Linked DNA regions of Homo sapiens: region 1 is linked to region 2. A link is an interaction called in ENCODE POLR2A ChIA-PET data of the cell type or tissue named here. Cell type or tissue: MCF 10A. All regions are shown on one strand. Links, peaks and the distances in the headings refer to the core of each region. The heading gives the core; the rest is flanking DNA.

The links. Peaks named below come from ENCODE experiments on the same cell type or tissue, not always from the same donor. Only the 100,000 strongest peaks of a DNase experiment are listed, where the experiment ranks them.
Region 1: POLR2A ChIA-PET joins it to region 2 with 5 read pairs; 4 of 35 experiments call an interaction of 5 or more read pairs at or near these places.

What each region holds. Positions count from the first base shown.
Region 1 is chr6:35,461,739-35,464,238 of GRCh38, reverse strand. FANCE (FA complementation group E) reads right to left here. Exons shown (of 10, transcript NM_021922.3): 9 at 1,325-1,450. Among named protein-coding and RNA genes, the nearest start is that of RPL10A, 5.4 kb to the left of the region's middle. In MCF 10A, for the core only: no CTCF peak of the experiment used is centred there; no DNase peak of the experiment used is centred there.
Region 2 is chr6:35,559,613-35,575,936 of GRCh38, reverse strand. FKBP5 (FKBP prolyl isomerase 5) reads left to right here. Exons shown (of 11, transcript NM_004117.4): 11 at 1-2,347. The coding sequence ends at 102. It overlaps LOC124901310 (a long non-coding RNA gene), which reads left to right and starts at 8,986. Exons shown (of 2, transcript XR_007059562.1): 1 at 8,986-9,323; 2 at 12,409-12,802. RefSeq lists an enhancer at 6,231-6,731 and a silencer at 9,072-9,272. In MCF 10A, for the core only: a CTCF peak has its summit at 6,824 (motif pointing left); a DNase peak (open chromatin) is centred at 6,786.

The DNA.
Region 1 (2,500 bases), core at 1-2,500, 110 kb after region 2:
AAAAGAAGACCCTGTCTCTATTTTTGAAAAATTAAATTTAATAAAAGAACCATGACTGAGACATGGCAGGTACTGTAGAAATAATAGCTCTTAGTACTTTAGCTCTCTAATCTTATCCCCCACCACCATCCATTCTCACATTTTTAGGCTCCATCCACAATGAACTACTTGCAGATCCCCTCAGACACTCACTGCTCACACTGTATCTTTTTCCTGAAATGCCCTTCCTCTCATCTCTGGCTCTTGACTACCATTCACCTTTTAAGAGTCAGGAAGTCTGGGCACGACAGCTCACGCCTGTAATCCCAGCACTTTTGGAGGCCGAGGCGGGCTGATCACAAGGTCAGGAGTTCAAGACCAGCCTGGCCAACATAGTGAAACCCCGTCTCTACTAAAAATACAAAATATACAAAAAATTAGCCAGGCGTGGTGGCAGGTAATCCCAGCTACTCGGGAGGCTGAGGCAGGAGAATCGCTTGAACCTAGGAGGCAGAGGTTGCAGTGAGCCGAGATCATGCCATTGCATTCCAGCCTGGGCAACAGTGCGAGACTCCGACTCAAAAAAAAAAAAAAAAGTCAGGAAGCCCGTCCCAATTCCCAACCACAAACAAAGCTCACTTGCTCCTCTTCTTTTGCCACCAAATGCCCTTTGCACACCTCTCACCTGGCTCCTACCAGATCTTACTTCTAATATCTGTTATCTGTTTATTTTATTTCTCCCCTCTCACTAGCCTGGGGTTAGGTGACGGGGTCAACTCAAGGGCAGGGATTGCATTATGGTCGCTGTTGATTTCCCAGTGCCCCACACAGCATCTGGCCTAAAGAAGTGTTGGCTGGATGAATGAACTCCTAAGCAGTCTCATTCCCCAGTCCTGGGCTTGAACTTGTTGTTTCTCTGGCTAGCACTCAGGGTTTGTTTTTTGTTTTTGTTTTTGTTTTTGAGATGGAGTCTCACTATGCTGCCCAGGCTAGAATGCAGTAGCATGATCTCAGCTCACTGCAACCTCCACCTCCCAGCTTCAAGCAATTCTCCTGCCTCAGCCTCCCTTGTAACTAGGATTATAGGCGTGCACCACCACACCTAGTTAATTTTTGTATTTTTAGTAGAGATGAGGTTTTACCATGTTGGCCAGGCTGGTCTTGAACTCCTGACCTCATGATCCGCCTGCCTCGGCCTCCCAAAGTGCTGAGATTACAGGCGTGAGCCACCGTGCCTGGCCAGCACTCAGGGTTTTATCCCTGACATACATATTCATACACCCTTGTGGCAGGCCCAGGGCAGCCCTGCCAGCAGGACCAGCCCCAAGGCCCTATCAATACTCACGTTAGCCTGATACTTGGTCATCACTGTCAGCATGAGCTTGGCATAGGCCATGGAGGTGGTGGCTGCCAGCCCCTTTTTACAGAGCTTCTCCATTAAGACACTGAACTTCTCAGGGGTCATCTCCACCTGCACACATTGGGAGATGGAGCAGTAATCACAAGAAAGGCTTGGGCTCTTCATTCAGCCAGTCCTGGATTCAATTCCCAACTCCACCACTTCCTAGCTAGGTGACCCTGGGCAGGTAACTTAACCAACCTAAACCTCCATTTCCATATCTATAAAATGAGGCTCAGGATATCTAACGGAAGACTGTGAAAAGGATTAAATGAGATAATGCACATAAGACACACAGGTCTCAGAAAATGGTGGCTACCATTGCAAAGGCTCAGATTAGGACCAAGGGGAAGCCAAGGATCCCTCATCTGGTTCAGTGGTTAAAGATATAAAGGACCCAGGGCCCAAGAGACACTGCCACCTTAATCACCTGTCTCTTTATAATAATAATTTATGCTAGGCACGGTGGCTCATGCCTGTAATCCCAGCACTTTGAGAGGCCAAGGCGGGTGGATCGCCTGAGGTCAGGAGTTCCAGACCAGCCTGGCCAACATGGTGAAATCCGTCTCTATTAAAAATACAAAAATTAGCCGGGCGTGGTGGTGCGTGCCTGTAATCCCAGCTACTCAGGGGGCTGAGGCTGGAGAATCACTTGAACCCAGGAGGTAGAGGTTGCAGTGAGCCGAGATTATGCCACTGCACTCCAGCCTGGGTGATAGAGTGAGACTCCGTCTCAAAAAAAATAATAATTATTATTATTATTTAATAAACACTGTGCATCAGGTACCATTCTGACTACTTTACACCAATTATCTCATTTAAACCTCACTCCAGTCTTATATGGTAGGTGCTATTAATATTATATCTCCCCTTTTGTAGATGAGGAAACCACAGGCATAAAGAAGTTAGGTCAGGGCTGGGCACGGTGGCTCACGCCTGTAATCCCAGCACTTTGGAAGGCCGAGGCCGGTGGATCACGAGGTCAGGAGATAGAGACCATCCTGGCTAACATGGTGAAACCCCATCTCTACTAAAAATACAAAAGATTAGCCGGGTGTGGTGGTGGGCGCCTGTAGTCCCAGCTACTCGGGAGGCTGAGGCAGGAGAATGGCGTGAACCCGG
Region 2 (16,324 bases), core at 5,828-8,327:
GCCAATAAAGCAATGGGCAAGAAGACTTCAGAAGGGGTCACTAATGAAAAAGGAACAGACAGTCAAGCAATGGAAGAAGAGAAACCTGAGGGCCACGTATGACGCCACGCCAAGGAGGGAAGAGTCCCAGTGAACTCGGCCCCTCCTCAATGGGCTTTCCCCCAACTCAGGACAGAACAGTGTTTAATGTAAAGTTTGTTATAGTCTATGTGATTCTGGAAGCAAATGGCAAAACCAGTAGCTTCCCAAAAACAGCCCCCCTGCTGCTGCCCGGAGGGTTCACTGAGGGGTGGCACGGGACCACTCCAGGTGGAACAAACAGAAATGACTGTGGTGTGGAGGGAGTGAGCCAGCAGCTTAAGTCCAGCTCATTTCAGTTTCTATCAACCTTCAAGTATCCAATTCAGGGTCCCTGGAGATCATCCTAACAATGTGGGGCTGTTAGGTTTTACCTTTGAACTTTCATAGCACTGCAGAAACCTTTAAAAAAAAAATGCTTCATGAATTTCTCCTTTCCTACAGTTGGGTAGGGTAGGGGAAGGAGGATAAGCTTTTGTTTTTTAAATGACTGAAGTGCTATAAATGTAGTCTGTTGCATTTTTAACCAACAGAACCCACAGTAGAGGGGTCTCATGTCTCCCCAGTTCCACAGCAGTGTCACAGACGTGAAAGCCAGAACCTCAGAGGCCACTTGCTTGCTGACTTAGCCTCCTCCCAAAGTCCCCCTCCTCAGCCAGCCTCCTTGTGAGAGTGGCTTTCTACCACACACAGCCTGTCCCTGGGGGAGTAATTCTGTCATTCCTAAAACACCCTTCAGCAATGATAATGAGCAGATGAGAGTTTCTGGATTAGCTTTTCCTATTTTCGATGAAGTTCTGAGATACTGAAATGTGAAAAGAGCAATCAGAATTGTGCTTTTTCTCCCCTCCTCTATTCCTTTTAGGGAATAATATTCAATACACAGTACTTCCTCCCAGCATTGCTACTGCTCAGCTTCTTCTTTCATTCTAATCCTTGCTATTAAGAATTTAAGACTTGTGCTTACAATATTTTTGACCTGGAGTGGATCTATTTACATAGTCATTTAGGATCCATGCAGCTTTTTTTGTCTTTTTAAGATTATTGGCTCATAAGCATATGTATACTGGTTTATGGAACTTTATTTACACTCCTCTATCATGCAAAAAAATTTTGACTTTTTAGTACTAAGCTTAATTTTTAAAAACAAAATCTGTAGGGTTGACAAATAAATAGTTGCTCTTCTACACTAGGGGTTTCACCTGCAGGTTTGACACGCAGTTGCTCGCTTTTCCTGCCCTGTCAAGCTTCTCTGTTCTGGCGTGAGTTGTGAAAGAGTTGAAGACAGCTTCCCATGCCGGTACACAGCCAGTAGCCTAAATCTCCAGTACTTGAGCTGACCATTGAACTAGGGCAAGTCTTAAATGTGTACATGTAGTTGAATTTCAGTCCTTACGGGTAAACAGATTGAGCATGGCTCTCTATTCCCTCAGCCTAAGAAACACTCATGGGAATGCATTTGGCAACCCAAGGAACCATTTGCTTAAACCTGGAACATCTCACCTTTTTAAATCCTAAAAAACACTGGCAGTTATATTTTAAATTAGTTTTTATTTTTATGATGGTTTTATCAAAAGACTTTTATTATTAGATTGGGACCCCCTTCAAACCTAAAAATCAAGTTATTTCCTTTTATAATACTTTTCTTCCCCATGGAACAAATGGGATCAATTTGTGAGTTTTTTCCTTTAATGATAACTAAAATCCCTCTAATTTCTCATTTATGCTTTTGTCTTTTTTATGAAATATTTCTTTTAAAAGCCCCAGTCTCACCTACGAAATATGAAGAGCAAAAGCTGATTTTGCTTACTTGCTAAACTGTTGGGAAAGCTCTGTAGAGCATGGTTCCAGTGAGGCCAAGATTGAAATTTGATACTAAAAAGGCCACCTAGCTTTTTGCAGATAACAAACAAGAAAGCTATTCCAAGACTCAGATGATGCCAGCTGTCTCCCACGTGTGTATTATGGTTCACCAGGGGGAACTGGCAAAAGTGTGTGTGGGGAGGGGAAGGGTGTGTGAGTGGTTCTGAGCAAATAACTACAGGGTGCCCATTACCACTCAAGAAGACACTTCACGTATTCTTGTATCAAATTCAATAATCTTAAACAATTTGTGTAGAAGTCCACAGACATCTTTCAACCACCTTTTAGGCTGCATATGGATTGCCAAGTCAGCATATGAGGAATTAAAGACATTGTTTTTAAAAAAAAAAAATCATTTAGATGCACTTTTTTGTGTGTTCTTTAAATAAATCCAAAAAAAATGTGACTTCCCATTGTTTTTGGTTTTGCTTAAGTGATTTTCAGGGAAAGCTATATTGGTTAAAAAACCATGGTGGGGGCCAACTTGAAGAAATTAGACATCAGAGAGGTCAGGCGTAGTGGCTCATGCCTGTAATCCCAGCACTTTGGGAGGCCAAGGCAGGTGCATCACCTGAGGTCAGGAGTTTGAGACCAGCCTGGCCAATGTGGTAAAACCCTGTCTCTACTAAAAATACAAAAATTAGCCAGGTGTGGTGGTGCACACCTGTAATCCCAGCTACTCAGGAGGCTGAGGCAGGAGAATCACTTGAACCTGGGAAGTGGAAGTTGCAGTGAGCCAAGATTGTGCCACTGCACTCTGGCCTGGGTGACAGTGAGACTTGGTCTCAAAAAAAAAAAAAAAAAAAAAAAATCAGAAAATCGGCAATGGACAGTATCATCCTACACTTTGCTCTAAGGTGAACCTGAAACCAACATTGGGGTGAAAGTGGCAGAACAATGCATCGTTGCTAAAAAGAACCAAGTAATGGGAAAAATAAAAAGGTTTTGTTTTTTCATTAGCCAGCGGATATTTCACCTTTTTAAGCTGATTTTAAGGTAGGCTCGACTTGCAAAATAAAATTTAATTGTGCCCTTTAATAAATATATGAAACATAAGTAAGGCTATCTAAGGTGGTGGTCCATATTGAGCATGCATTTTCTTTCTTAAGTAGCATATATCATCAATACTCATCATCACAGACTCTCAAGGCCTAAGGAGATGTCACATATACTGCAAATCCTCATTTTCACACTGCAAAAGAAGGTGGCACAGTGCTGGAAGGTACTTAGTAGGACCTCTGAGGTCTACAGACAGGTTGATGCAGGTTCTAGGCACCCTTTATTCCCTCTGAATTCTTGGCTTCATCTCTGGATTTGAATTATATTTCTCCCTCCTCCCTGTTAAATTATTTGGTAATGAAATAAATTCCTAGCTAGGTGCGGTTGCTTATGCTTATAACCCCAGCACTTTGGGAGGCCGAGGTGGGCAGGTTGCTTGAGCCCAGGAGTTCGAGACCAGCCTGGGCAACATGGCAAGACCCTGTCTCTACAAAAAGTACAAAAATTAGACAGACATGATGGTATGCACCTTTAGGCCCAGTTACAGGCTGAGGTGGGAGGATCACTTGAGCCCTGGGAGGTTGAGGCTGCAGTGAGCCATGATCATGCCACTGCACTCCAGCCTGGGTGACAGAGCAAGACCCTATCTCAACCATAATAAATTCCCTTTATTTGCGTGCTTTTTTTTTGTAAGAAAATAATGATCACCCTAGGGATCTTGAGGATGAGCCAGAGAAGATTCCTGGCTGTAAATGTGTGATCTCAGAAATTCAGAGGCAGCTTGCACAACCTCCAAAACGAGGACTGCCAGTGAAGGGCTTTGTCTATACTTACTTGGCCTTAGCAGCACACTGAACTCCACTTTTAGTATGGTACATGTGAAGCCTGTATTCTCTGGGGCTGGAGACTATCTCCAGTATTGGTGACAAAACGCATTGAATTTGAGCCAGTTAGTCAAAATCCTGAAACTCAGAATTCCCCAACCCAGCTGTGTATTTTTTCCATCAGCTGGCTACTTATGCATCTGAATGACAGTGACTGACGAAAGTACATAAAAGGACATTCTCTGATGGCTTGAAAAGTTTTGGTAGACCTTCAGTACTTCCCTTCAGATTTTTCTCTACTACATGTCTGACATGGAGATTTCTGTGGGAGGAGAAGGCACTATCTGTAATTGCCCAGAATCTCCACGTGTGACCTTAATAATACACGGCAAGAAAGAGACAGCGTTAAATACAACTCTTAAGATTTTTGACAGCATCTTGTTTGGGTAACTGCAGCCTATAGTTAGAAAAATTAAAGCACAGTTTATAAGGCAGGGATTCTTTGTCTTCTAAAGATGAGGGAACCTTGGAGAATCAAGAATATGGGGAGGACCCAGAATGGTGATGCAGCCTGCCCATGGCCGTCAGGTCACCTGATGCCCTTGCACCATTTTAAAATAGGTCTTTTTCTAGTATGATGAGTGATGCTCTTGGTGTATGGAAGGAGATGTTGGTACTTCCTTAGAATTCCCACATTCGGTGGAACTGAAATGGCAGCAGAGCCATGGGCCTCATAGTCTACTTTGGAATAAATCTATGGTGGGAAGCTTGCCAACGTGTTAAGCAGAGGCATCTTTTTAAAATACACTTTAGGGGCCAGGGATGGTGGCTCACACCTGTAATCCCAGCACTTTGAGAGGCTGAGGCAGGAGGATTGCTTGAGGCCAGGAGTTCAAGACCAGCCTGGGCAACATAGTGAGACCCCATCACTACCACACACACACACACAAATTAATTAGCTACACATGGTGGTGCATGCCTATAGTCCCAGCTACTTGAGAGGCTGAGGTGAGAGGATACTTGAAGCCATGAGTCGTAGGCTTCAGTGAGCTATGATCACGCCACTGCACTCCAGCCTGGGCAACAGAGTGAGACCTTGTCTCTAAAATTAGAAAAAAAAATGTGGCTGCTACATTGTTTCCACCTCTCAAATCTCCACAAGGTCATTGGTCCTTGCTAACCCAGAACTAAGCAGGGAAGGAATTCTGGGACATGTGTTTCCAACTTGGCTTAGTTGACACATTGCAAATACAACATGTGGCTAAGGCTTTCTTTTTTGTTTTTGTTTTTGAGAGGGAGTTTTGTTCTTGTTGCCCAGGCTGGAGTGCAGTGGCACAATCTCGGCTCACTGCAACCTCTGCCTCCAGTATTCAAGTGATTCTCCTGCCTCAGCCTCCTGAGTAGCTGGGATTACAGGTGTCTGCCACCACACCCAGCTAATTTTTTGTATTTTTAGTAGAGATGGGGTTTCACCATGTTGGCCAGGCTGGTCTCGAGCTCCTGACCTCAGGTGATCAACTTGCGTCAGCCTCCCAAAATGCTGGGATTACAGGCGTGAGCCACCGGGTCCGGTCTGTATCTAAGCCTTTCTTGAGGTATTAAATATTTCCAGCCTGGGTCTGCTCTGGGATAATGTGTTTTCATAAGATAACTCCTTATTGTAGGCATTGTTCTTGGCTTAAAGTTATCTCCTTAAAGCTTCTGACTAGGGAAATAAGTGGTAAGAATAAACAGTTGATGAGTATTTGGGGATGCAATGACTAATTCTAGTTACTCTAGTTCTAGTGAATGACTTGATGAGTTTGTATTGTATCTGCTCACAACCGTGTTTCCACACTAAGGACTCCTGAATTTTTTTGTCTTAAAAACTTAAACCCGCTGGGTGTCCTGGCTCACACCTGTAATCCCAGCACTTTGGGAGGCCGAGGAGGGCGGATCACGAGGTCAGGAGATCAAGACCATCCTGACTAACATGGTGAAACCCCGTCTCTACTGAAAATATGAAAAATTCGCCAGGCTTGGTGGTGGGCGCCCATAATCCCAGCTACTCAGGAGGCTGAGGCAAGAGAATGACGCGAACCCAGGAGGCGGAGCTTGCAGTGAGCTGAGATCGCGCCACTGCACTCCAGCCTGGGCGACAGAGCGAGACTCTGTCTCAAAAAATAAAAATAAAAAACTTAAACCCATGTGTATCCTATTGCCCTCTGTGGCTACCAGAGTCTTCCTAACATGACACCAGCCTTTACCTGTAGTTAACAAAATGTGATTCCCCTTCTCCCACTGAGGGATCAGGAACACTGCCTTACTCATCACCATCCTCAGCACCCAGTCCATCATCCCCAAACTAGAACATAGTAGATACTCGGTAAGCTGGCTTTGTCCCTCCTCTGAAGGCAGCCTCTTGTCTGTATCCCAGTGGCCCTTCACTCCTGTTACCTGAGATGTGGAGGCCAAAGCCCCATGATACTGTGGTTGTCCCTGCAGCCTGATTTTGTGTCTTGAATTCTTTTCCAAGTGGTGAACCAGCAGCAACTTGAATTTTGAGAGCCCATAACTGTAAAATGGGTCCATCGTCTTCAGGCTACATTGATCTTATATCTATTTTTAGTCACAATTGATAACTCAGAGTTCACCAAATACGAAGATCAAATATAAAATATTTTCCTTAAAAGTATTCTAAGACCACCCCGCCCAGTCTGGTGCCCTGGTCAGCCAGCCCCCAAACATTTACGGCCCATCTGTTGTGAACTGGGTACTGTTCCACTGAGGTGAAGGATGGGGCCCCCTGGGCTGAGCGACTCGCAGACAAGTGAAAAATGAGGCATGCAGATGGCTGCATCATCACAGAGCATCTGCCATCTGCTACTGACATCTACAAAATAGGGAACAGCAGGAAACTCAAGCCTGCCTCTCCAGCTCTCCCCACTCATTCAGAGCCACACTGGAGACCGAGTCAAGCCAGGGCCCACCCCACTGCTGACATCCAGCCCAGTGCTACTGGGCAAGCCCTTCCTCAGCACTGCCCCCAGCTGGCCACTGTTCCACCCCTGTGCTTCTCTCCAAGCATCCGGGCTGCAAAAAGTGCCCAGCCCTACCCTGAGCTATACCAGCCCTCTTGCCCTGGGCCCAGCCAGGATGGTTTCTCCTGGTGGCAGGATGTTAATCTCTTTGGCACACCAGGCAGAAGTCTAGGAGCAGAGAGCTATGTCCTTAGGTCTGTTTTTCAGTTACCTGCCTACTGGAATACAGCTGCAAGAAAACTGTGTCCTTTATTTACGAGACAACTGTACAGATACAGCATGCCTAACTTTGCTTACTGCATGGTCACTAGGATGTACTGAGTTTCAAGGAAATATGTTTTTGCTACATTTTAATTAGCACTACCCCCCTTAGGTGAAATTTGGGCCAGGTGCAGTGGCTCACACCTGTCATCGTAGCACTTTGGGAGGCCAAGGCAGGAGGATCACTTGAAGCCAGGAGTTTGAGACCAGCCTAGGAAACAAAGCAAGACCCTGTCTCTACGAAAAAATTTTAAAATCAGCCGGGCGTGATGGCGCATGCCTGTAGTCCCTGCTACTCAGATGGATGAGGTGGGACGACTGCTTGAGCTCAGGAGGTCGAAGCTGCAGTGAGCTGTGATCATGCCACTGCACTCCAGCCTGGGTGACAGAGTGAGACCCTGTCTCAAAATAAATAAATAAATAGGCTGGGCTCGGTGGCTCTCACCTGTAATCCCAACACTTTGGGAGGCTGAGGGGGGCGGATCATGAGGTCAGGAGATTGAGACCATCCTGGCTAACACGGTGAAACCCCGTCTCTACTAAAAATACAAAAAATTAGCCGGGCGTGGTGGTGGCTGCCTGTAGTCCCAGACACTCGGGAGGCTGAGGCAGGAGAATGGCATGAACCTGGGAGGCAGAACTTGCAGTGAGCTGAGATTGTGCCATTGCACTCCAGCCTGGGCGATAGAGTGAGACTCCGTCTCAAAAAATAATAATAACTAAGTAAATAAACTTCCTGACTGTTCTGGGAACCCTCACCCCTTTGTCACCAACACACTTTCCCTGCAGAGAAAGCTACACTGCTTGAGTGAGTTGGTAAATGCTCCTCTCTCTCTCCACTCTGTCTCTCGCAAGGGCACGCAAGGCTTTCTATATGGGCTTCTAAGCTTTCTCTGAACCCAGCTGTCTGGTTGACAAGGAGCAGATTGTAATAAGACAATACAGTGAGGTTTGCACCCTTCTACCCTTCAGCCGTTACCAAATGTGACAGTAGGTAAGTAAACCAAGCCACCTTCAGGCTGCAAGTCGGGGCCTCAGAACCAAGTTATAACCTGAGATAACCCCAGTTGGCTGGATGATTGCCGAGACCAGACTTCCTACAGAGAGTGCTGCCCACTTCTGCGGTGATAACTGCAAAACAGGGCCCCTCATAATGTCCTCATCAGGACCTCCTCAATCTGAGGAACACAGAGGCCTCCAATGTTTGGCAAGAGCACTGGTTTGGGTCCAGCTCTGTGTTGGGATCTCTTGTTTCCTCACCTGTGAAATAACAATGGCTAATATTTATACAACTGTTTTAATTATAGTAGAAAACACATACCATGAAATTTATCATCTTAACAATTTTTCAGGTTTTTTTTTTCTTTTTTGAGACAGAGTCTCTCGTTCTGTTGCCCAGGCTGGAGTGCAGTGGCACAATCTTGGCTCACTGCAACCTCCACCTCCCGGGTTCAAGTAATTCTTGTTCCTCAGCCTCCCAAGTAACTGGGCATGGGCCATCATGCCCGGCTTTTTTGTATTTTTAGTAGAGACGGGGTTTCACCATGTTGGCCAGGCTAGTGTTAAATACAGTAAGAAGTTCTTCTTCAAAGGTTTAGCTTGTTTAAGTTTCCTTGTCCTCTGTTCCCTCCTTTCAAGGCCAGACTTCCTTACTCTCTGTGTCCCCCTGCCCTGGTAAACAACCTTCCCACCAGTCCTTATCTATACAGCCCACATTCCACATCTGCTACCCACTCTGTGAATTACCCCTCCCGTCACAACGACCCTCCCCGCAGAAACTGTTCCTCCCACCCCCCACCAGTGTAACCGCATTCTTGCACTTTTCAAGTTAGCCAACCGGGTTCAGCTTGGATTGGTCCAGCTCCAGCCAATGGAGACAGGACACAGTAGCGGGCACAAGCTGTGTTAGGAATAAAAACCCCTTCCCTCCTTTGTTTGGGGTGCTCTCGTGGCGACCAGACCTACAAGAAGCACCCTTCTGCAGAAGCAAATTTGCCTTGCTGAGAGATCCTTTGTCTCAGTGCTGGTTCTTCTTTGCAGCACTGAGCATTTGTTTCCAACAAATTTGGTGGCCCATATGGGGACCTCATTCTCCTCCGGGAAAGGGTCTCTGATCACTTCTCATGAGGAGACGCATCCCGCTAACTCATTGCAGTGGCCTCAAGGGTAAAGAATCGGGACCCACCCAGTGCAACCAATAAACCCAGACTCTTAGCAACACAGGAAGAAAAGGCCTACAGTTACTGTGGTGAGCAGGTAACGCTATGCACAGACCAAGGTAAGAAAAACTGTGGGGGTGGTGAAGTACTTCCTTGGTGGTAGGGACAGTTTGGAGGTTAAAAGTGTGTAAATAAGATGCACAATTAAGTGCAAAGCGAGTGTGGAGTAAAGTAAAGGAGTGCAAGAAATCTCCAGTGGGGGAGCTGAGCCTCCAGGGAAAGGGAGCAAAAAAAAAACAATCTCTAGTAAAAGAGGTTGAGCCAGGAGGCCGAGGCGGGTGAATCACGAGGTCAGGAGATCGAGACCGTCCTGGCTAACACAGCGAAACCCCATCTCTACTAAAAATACAAAAAAAAAAAAAAAATTAGCCGGGCGTGATGGCGGGCGCCTGTAGTCCCAGCTACTCGGGAGGCTGACGCCAGGGAATGGCGTGAACCTGGGAGGTGGAGCTTGCAGTGAGCCAAGATCGTGCCACTGCACTCCAGCCTGGGTGACAAAGCGAGACTCTGTGTCAAAAAAAAAAAAAAAAAAAAAGAGGTTGAGCCCCACACACACTCAGGTTGAGCCTTCAGGGAAAAGGGTGCAAGAAATCTCTAATAGGAGAGACTGAGCCCCCATTAACTTCCAGGATGGGAAATACCCCTAGTAAAACAAGAACTACAAAGGACCAAACATAAGAAAAAGCAACAGATGATAAAATATTGTTGTTTTTTTTGAACCAAAGAAACTATTCTTAAACCTTTAGTTTTCTGGCCAAGTTTTGGGTCAAATAAGGATTAGATTTGTCAACTTTTAATAAAGTATGTAAATAACAAAAGTCCTGTCTCCCAGGAAGAAATAGACTATGCCCTGCACTGGCGGCAGGGGCCTGTCCTCTACCCCCTAAAAACTGCAGGAAAAAAAGCCAGAAAATACCTCCCCTAAAGAAAGTAAAATCCCTAACCCCAAACAGTCCACTAGCACATGGGATTCAAAATTTCCCTTTCCCCTCCTCCTCAAAAAAGTCTACCCCAACCCTTTTTCCCTTAAGGGAAGTGCCTCTAGGAGGAGGGGAAATTGGCTTTGTAAATGCCCCTTAACTAGTTCAGAGGTCAGAAACCTAAGGAAGAAACTTAAACCACTATTAGATGATCTTTTTAGGGTTGTGGATCAAATTAACCGATTTTTAGGACCACAAGTATACACTTGGGCTGAGCTAATGTCCATCTTAAGTATTCTCTTTTCGGGAGAGGAAAGAACCATGATCCGCAGGGCTGCTATGATAGTCTGAGAGCGCAAACACCTTCCCAGTCAAAATATCCCTGCAGCAGAACAAAAATCGCCGGCCCAAAACCCCCAATGGGATAATAACAATGCAGCCCACCAAGAAAACATGAAAGGCCTTAGGAAAATGATAGTTAAAGGGATTCGGGAATCAGTGCCTCAAACCCAAAATATTTCCCGAGCATTTAATATGCAGCAAGGAAAAAACAAAGGGCCCACGGAGTTTTTAAACAGACTCAAGGAACAGGTAAGAAAATATACAGGCTTAAACATAAAGGATCCCCTTGGACAGGGGATGTTAAAGCTCCATTTTGTTACTAGTAGCCAAATATCACAAAGAAATTACAAAAACAGAGAACTGGAAAGATCAGCCTATAGAGGGAATGGAGGGAGTCAGGGAGAGAGAGAAAGAGAGGCAAAGAGAGAAGATGGAGAGGCAAGGAGAGACAGAGAGACAAAGAGAGGCAGAAAGAGAAAGACAGAGAGAGAGAGGGAGGAAAAGACAGAGAGCCAGAGGGAGAGGGAGAGAAAGAGAGGCAGAGAGAGAGAGAAAGAAGACAAAACAAATGTTTCAAATGTAAAAGAATAGGTCACTTCAAAAGAGAATGTCCCAAATGGGAAAAAGAAACAAAAGTCATATATAAAAGCAGATCAGCTAATATTAAATTTCTGTTAATTCCAGAGGCAAGAACAAACCTATTAGGGAGAGATCTAATGTTAAAATTTGGCTTAAGCCTCTACATTAATCAGGGAAAACTTCTCACCTCCCTGAACTTACCACCACAGATTATGAAAAGTGTATCCATCCTGATACATGGTCAAAAAAAGGACATCGAGAGAAATTACCAGTTCCTCCAATCGAGGTCAAATTAAAAACTCCCAGGAAAATAGTAAAAAGAAAACCCTTCCTTTGAAAGCCGGGCAAATAATCTAGCTGACCAAATAGCCAAGCAAGCTGCCTTTTCCCAAGCAGTACCCATTTTCCATTCAGCCCCTTGCCTTCCCCTCCAGCTGCGGTCCCCATCTTCTCCCATAAAGACCAAAAAAATGTTAAAAGAAATAGGAGCCAAGAAAAGCTCAGAGGGAAGGTGGGTACTACCAGATGGGAGAAAATGTTGTCTAAACCTCTCATGAGGGAAATATTGTCGCAGCTCCATCAAGGATCTCACTGGGGACCCCAAGCCATGTGTGGTGCAGTCCTTAGAGTTTACAGGTGTATAAGCATATACACTCTTGCTAAGCAAGCAGTTACAGAGTGTGCAGAAAAACTAATAAACAAATCCTAAAAAGGCAACCTACTGGGGGCAGAAATCCAGGGCTAAGACCATTCCAAAGTGCTCAAATTAATTACACTGAGATGCCCCCAGTCGTTTGCCTGAAGTACTTGTTGGTAATAGCAGACCACTTTACTCGCTGGGTAGGAGCCACCCCCTTCTCAAGTGCAACCACCAGTAATGTAGTTAAAGCATTAGTTAAAAACATTATACCCAGGTTTGGACTAATAGAAAACATGGATTCAGACAATGGAACCCATTTCACTGCACGTGTCATTAAAAAGCTAGCCCAGGTGCTAGACATAAAACAGGAATGCCATATCCCTTGGCAGGAAGGGTAAAAAGAATGAACCAGACTCTTAAAAAACCACCTCACCAAATTAATCCTAGAAACCCAGCTACCCTGGACTAAATGTCTCCCCATTGCCTTATTAAGAATCAGAACCATCCCTTGGAAAGATATCAGCTTATCCCCTTATAAAACGCTATATGGGCTACCTTATGTACATTCCACTACTGACATTCCTACATTTAAAACAAAATGTCAGTTCCTCAAAAATGATATACTTGGTCTATCTTCCACTTTCTCTTCTCTTAAAACCAAAGGTCTCTTAGCACAGGTGCTGCCCCTGGAATTCCCAGAACATCAACATCAGCTCCCGTCCTCATCAAAGGGTGGAAAAAAGGAAAGCTTGAACCAGCTTGGGAAGGACCTTATCTAGTGCTCCTGGCCACTGAAACTGCATCCGAACAGCAAAAAAAGGATGAACTCATCATACTCGAGTGAAAAAACATCACCACCTCCGGAGTCACGGGCTACTGTTCCAGGGGAAAGTGCTACCTAACTAAAGCTAAGAAAAACCCAACCCTCCTCATGAAGAGGAGACCCTGAAGGATCTCCAAAACCAAAGAAAGTTAGCCTCTATCAATAAGTACCTTTGCCCCTCCAAAATAAACAAAACTGCCTATAATAATAAAACTTGTACCAGATGTGCACAAAGCGCGGGGTGGAGGTTCTGTTATGGTTAGGGAGATGAACTCTGGACCACGAAATATCAAGGCTAGACCTCCCCAGGAGGAAGCTGCATTAATCTAAAGCCCGATATCCACCTTACCAAAGGCATAACTCCCCCTAATTGTCAGCCTCAGCAGTGTAACCCTATACAAATCTTCATCACTGTCCCCACCTCCACTGATGCTAACCCCACTCTAAGCCATTTCTGTGGCCTAGAAGCTAATTTTCATTCTGGGACAGACCCAATAGGATCTTTTGAAATGTGCTTCATTGATCCCCCACCCCCTTCCCTTTCTCCTTCTCCAGAGCCTTCTTTCATTCAGACTGTTATTTTTTCCAATAACAAAGCCATAGTCGACATTACAAATATTAGAGATTTAAAACAAACTTTAGCAGTCGAGACAGGATACCAAAATGCAAATGCCTGGTTGGAATGGGTTAAATATTCTGTTTGCACACTAAATAAAAACAACTGTTACACTGGTGCAACAGACAGGCCAGAGGCTCAAATAGTCCCTTTCCCTCTTGGATGGTCTTCTAACGAACTGGGCATAAGCTGCATGGTAAGTTTCTTCCAAAACTCCACAACCTGGGGCAGCAAGCCACACAAGACTCTCATTGCTATTCCCCAAAGTCAAAGGCTCTGTGGATCAGCCCCCAGGGGCCACCCGGCCTCCAGCCTCAGATGTTAATTTTACCTCGGGTCTCTCACGGCAGGGGGAGAAATTAATGTCTCTCAAAGACCTAAAATGGTGCAGTGAGACTAAGCCTTTCCAAGAACTTACCAGTCAAGCTGCCCTTACTCACTCCCGAGCAGACGTATGGTGGTATTGCGGGAAACTACTATGAAGTTCTCTGCCGAGTCACTGGAGTGGCACTTGTGCTCTCGTTCAATTGGCCATCCCTGTCACCCTGGCATTCCGCCAACACAGTAAGCAAGAAAGTCAGAACCGAGTTAAAAAAAAAAATAAAAAGCACTCCACTGGATCTTCTAACCCTCACATTTATATAGACGCTATTAGAATTCCACAAAGAGTACCAGATAACTTTAAAGCCCAGAATCAAATAGCTGCAGGGTTTTAATCTGTGCTGTTTTGGTGGTCAACTATAAACAAAAATGTAGATTAGACAAATTACGTTTATTACAACCAACAACGATTTGTTAAGTATACTAGAGACACTATTAAAGGGATAGCTGGACAATCAGGACCCACCAGTCAAATGGCCTGGGAAAACAGAATAGCATTAAACATAATACTAGCGAAAGAGGCCGGAGTCTGTGTCATGATTAAAGTCCAATGTTATACTTTTATCCCTAATAACACAGCCCCCGACAAAACAATAACAAAGGCTTTGCAAGGCCTAACCTCCTTATCCAACAAGTTAGCAAAAATTCTAGACTAAACGGCCCTTTCACAAATTTAATGGGAAATTGGTTCGGCAAACGGAAGGGACTTATGTCCTCAATCCTCACCTCTCCTACCATCAAAATAGGGTTCCTTATTCTTGTAGGATGCTGTATCATACCCTGTGCCCGAGGATTAATGCAAAGGCTTATTAAAATAGCTCTCATGAACATGGCTATACAAATATCTCCTGGAGACCTTGCTTTTAATTCTTTTGGTTCTGCGCCCACAAGTAGAATTGCTGGATCAAAGGGTAACTCTATTTTTAATTTTTTGAGGAATTGTCATACAGTTTCCACAGCAGATGCACCATTTTACACTCCCACTAACAGTGCACAAAGGTCCCAATTGCCCACGTCCTCACCAACACTTGTTATTTTCTGTTTTGTTTTTAGAGCAGCCATTCTGGTGAGTGTGAGGTGTTATCCCTTTGTGGTTCTGATTTGCATTTGCCTGGAAGTTAGCGACGTGGAGCATCTCTTCATATGCTTATTGACCATTTGTGTATCACCTCCAGAGAAATGTCTATTCAAGTCTTTCCCCCCTTTTTTCCTTCTGTTTTTTAGAGACAAGGTCTTGCTGCGGCACCCAGGCTTGAATACAGTGATGCGATCATAGCTCACTGTAGCCTCGAACTCCTGGGCTCAAGTGATCTCTACACTTCAGCCTCCTGAGTAGCTAGGGTTACAGGCATGTACCACCACACCTAGCTTTTTGTTTTTAGCAACCGAGTCTCACTGTTGCCCAGACTGGTCTTGAATTCCTGGATTCATGTGATGCTCCCACCTTGGCCTCCCAAAGTGCTGGGAATACAGGCATGAGCCACCACACTGGGCATTTGCCCATTTTTTATTTGTTTGTTGTTGTTGTTGTTTTTCCTTTTTTTTTGGTCATTGAGTAATAATAGCTAACATATATTATGCTCACATTATGTTCCAGAAAGTATACTCAGGGCCAAGCTGAGATGTGGCAACCCTGACAGTCACAATTTGGTAACTGTGGGCAGCAAGCCACCCAGGCGCCGAGGCAAGAGACCGAGGACACGAGCTGTTCCAGTATAATAAAATATAAAACAAGAATAGTTATACTAGATGTAGATCTTAGATATGATTGTATATGAATATCATTAATCATTAGTTTGTAGCAATTACTCTTTATTCCAATATTATAATAATCCTCGCTCTACAATCATAACCTAGGAAAAACCAGGCCATACAGAGATAGGAGCTGAGGGGACATAGTGAGGTGTGACCAGAAGACAAGAGTGCGAGCCTTCTGTTATGCCCAGACAGAGCCAGCAGAAGGGCTCCTTGGTCTAGCGGTAACGCCAGCTTCTGGGAAGATACCCGTTGCCAGGCAGACCGAAGTCTAGCGGTAGCGTAAGTGTCAGGGGAAAACACCTGCTACTTAGCAGACCGGGAAAGGGAGTCTCCCTTTCCCCGGGGGAGTTTAGAGAAGACTCTGCTCCTCCACCTCTTGTGGAGGGCCTGACATCAGTCAGGCTTGCCCGCAGTTATCCGGAGGCCTAACCATCTCCCTGTGATGCTGTGCTTCAGTGGTCACGCTCCTAGTCCGCCTTCATGTTCCATCCTGTACACCTGGCTCTGCCTTCTAGATAGCAGTAGTAAATTAGCGAAAGTACTAAAAGTCTCTGATATGCAGAAATAATGGCGTAAGCTGTCTTTCTCTTTGTCTCCTCTCTCTGCCTCAGCTGCCAGGCAGGGAAGGGCCCCCTGTCCAGTGGACACGTGACCCACGTGACCTTACCTATCAATGAAGATGACTCACACTCTTTACCCTGCCCCGTTTGCTTTGTATCCAATAAATAACAGCCAGACATTTGGGGCCACTACCGGTCTCCGCGCATTGGTGGTAGTGGTCCCCCGGGCCCAGCTGTCTTTTCTTTTATCTCTTTGTCTTGTGTCTTTATTTCCACACTCTCTCGTCTCCGCACACGGGGAGAGACCCACTGAGCCTGTGGGGCTGGACCCTGCAGGTAACCTTTCAAAGCTATAGTCTTTAAATATTTGCTAAACATTTATGGGGTAGGGGTTGGAAGCTGGACAGGGAGAAACTGATATCCTGTTATTAAAAATCATAT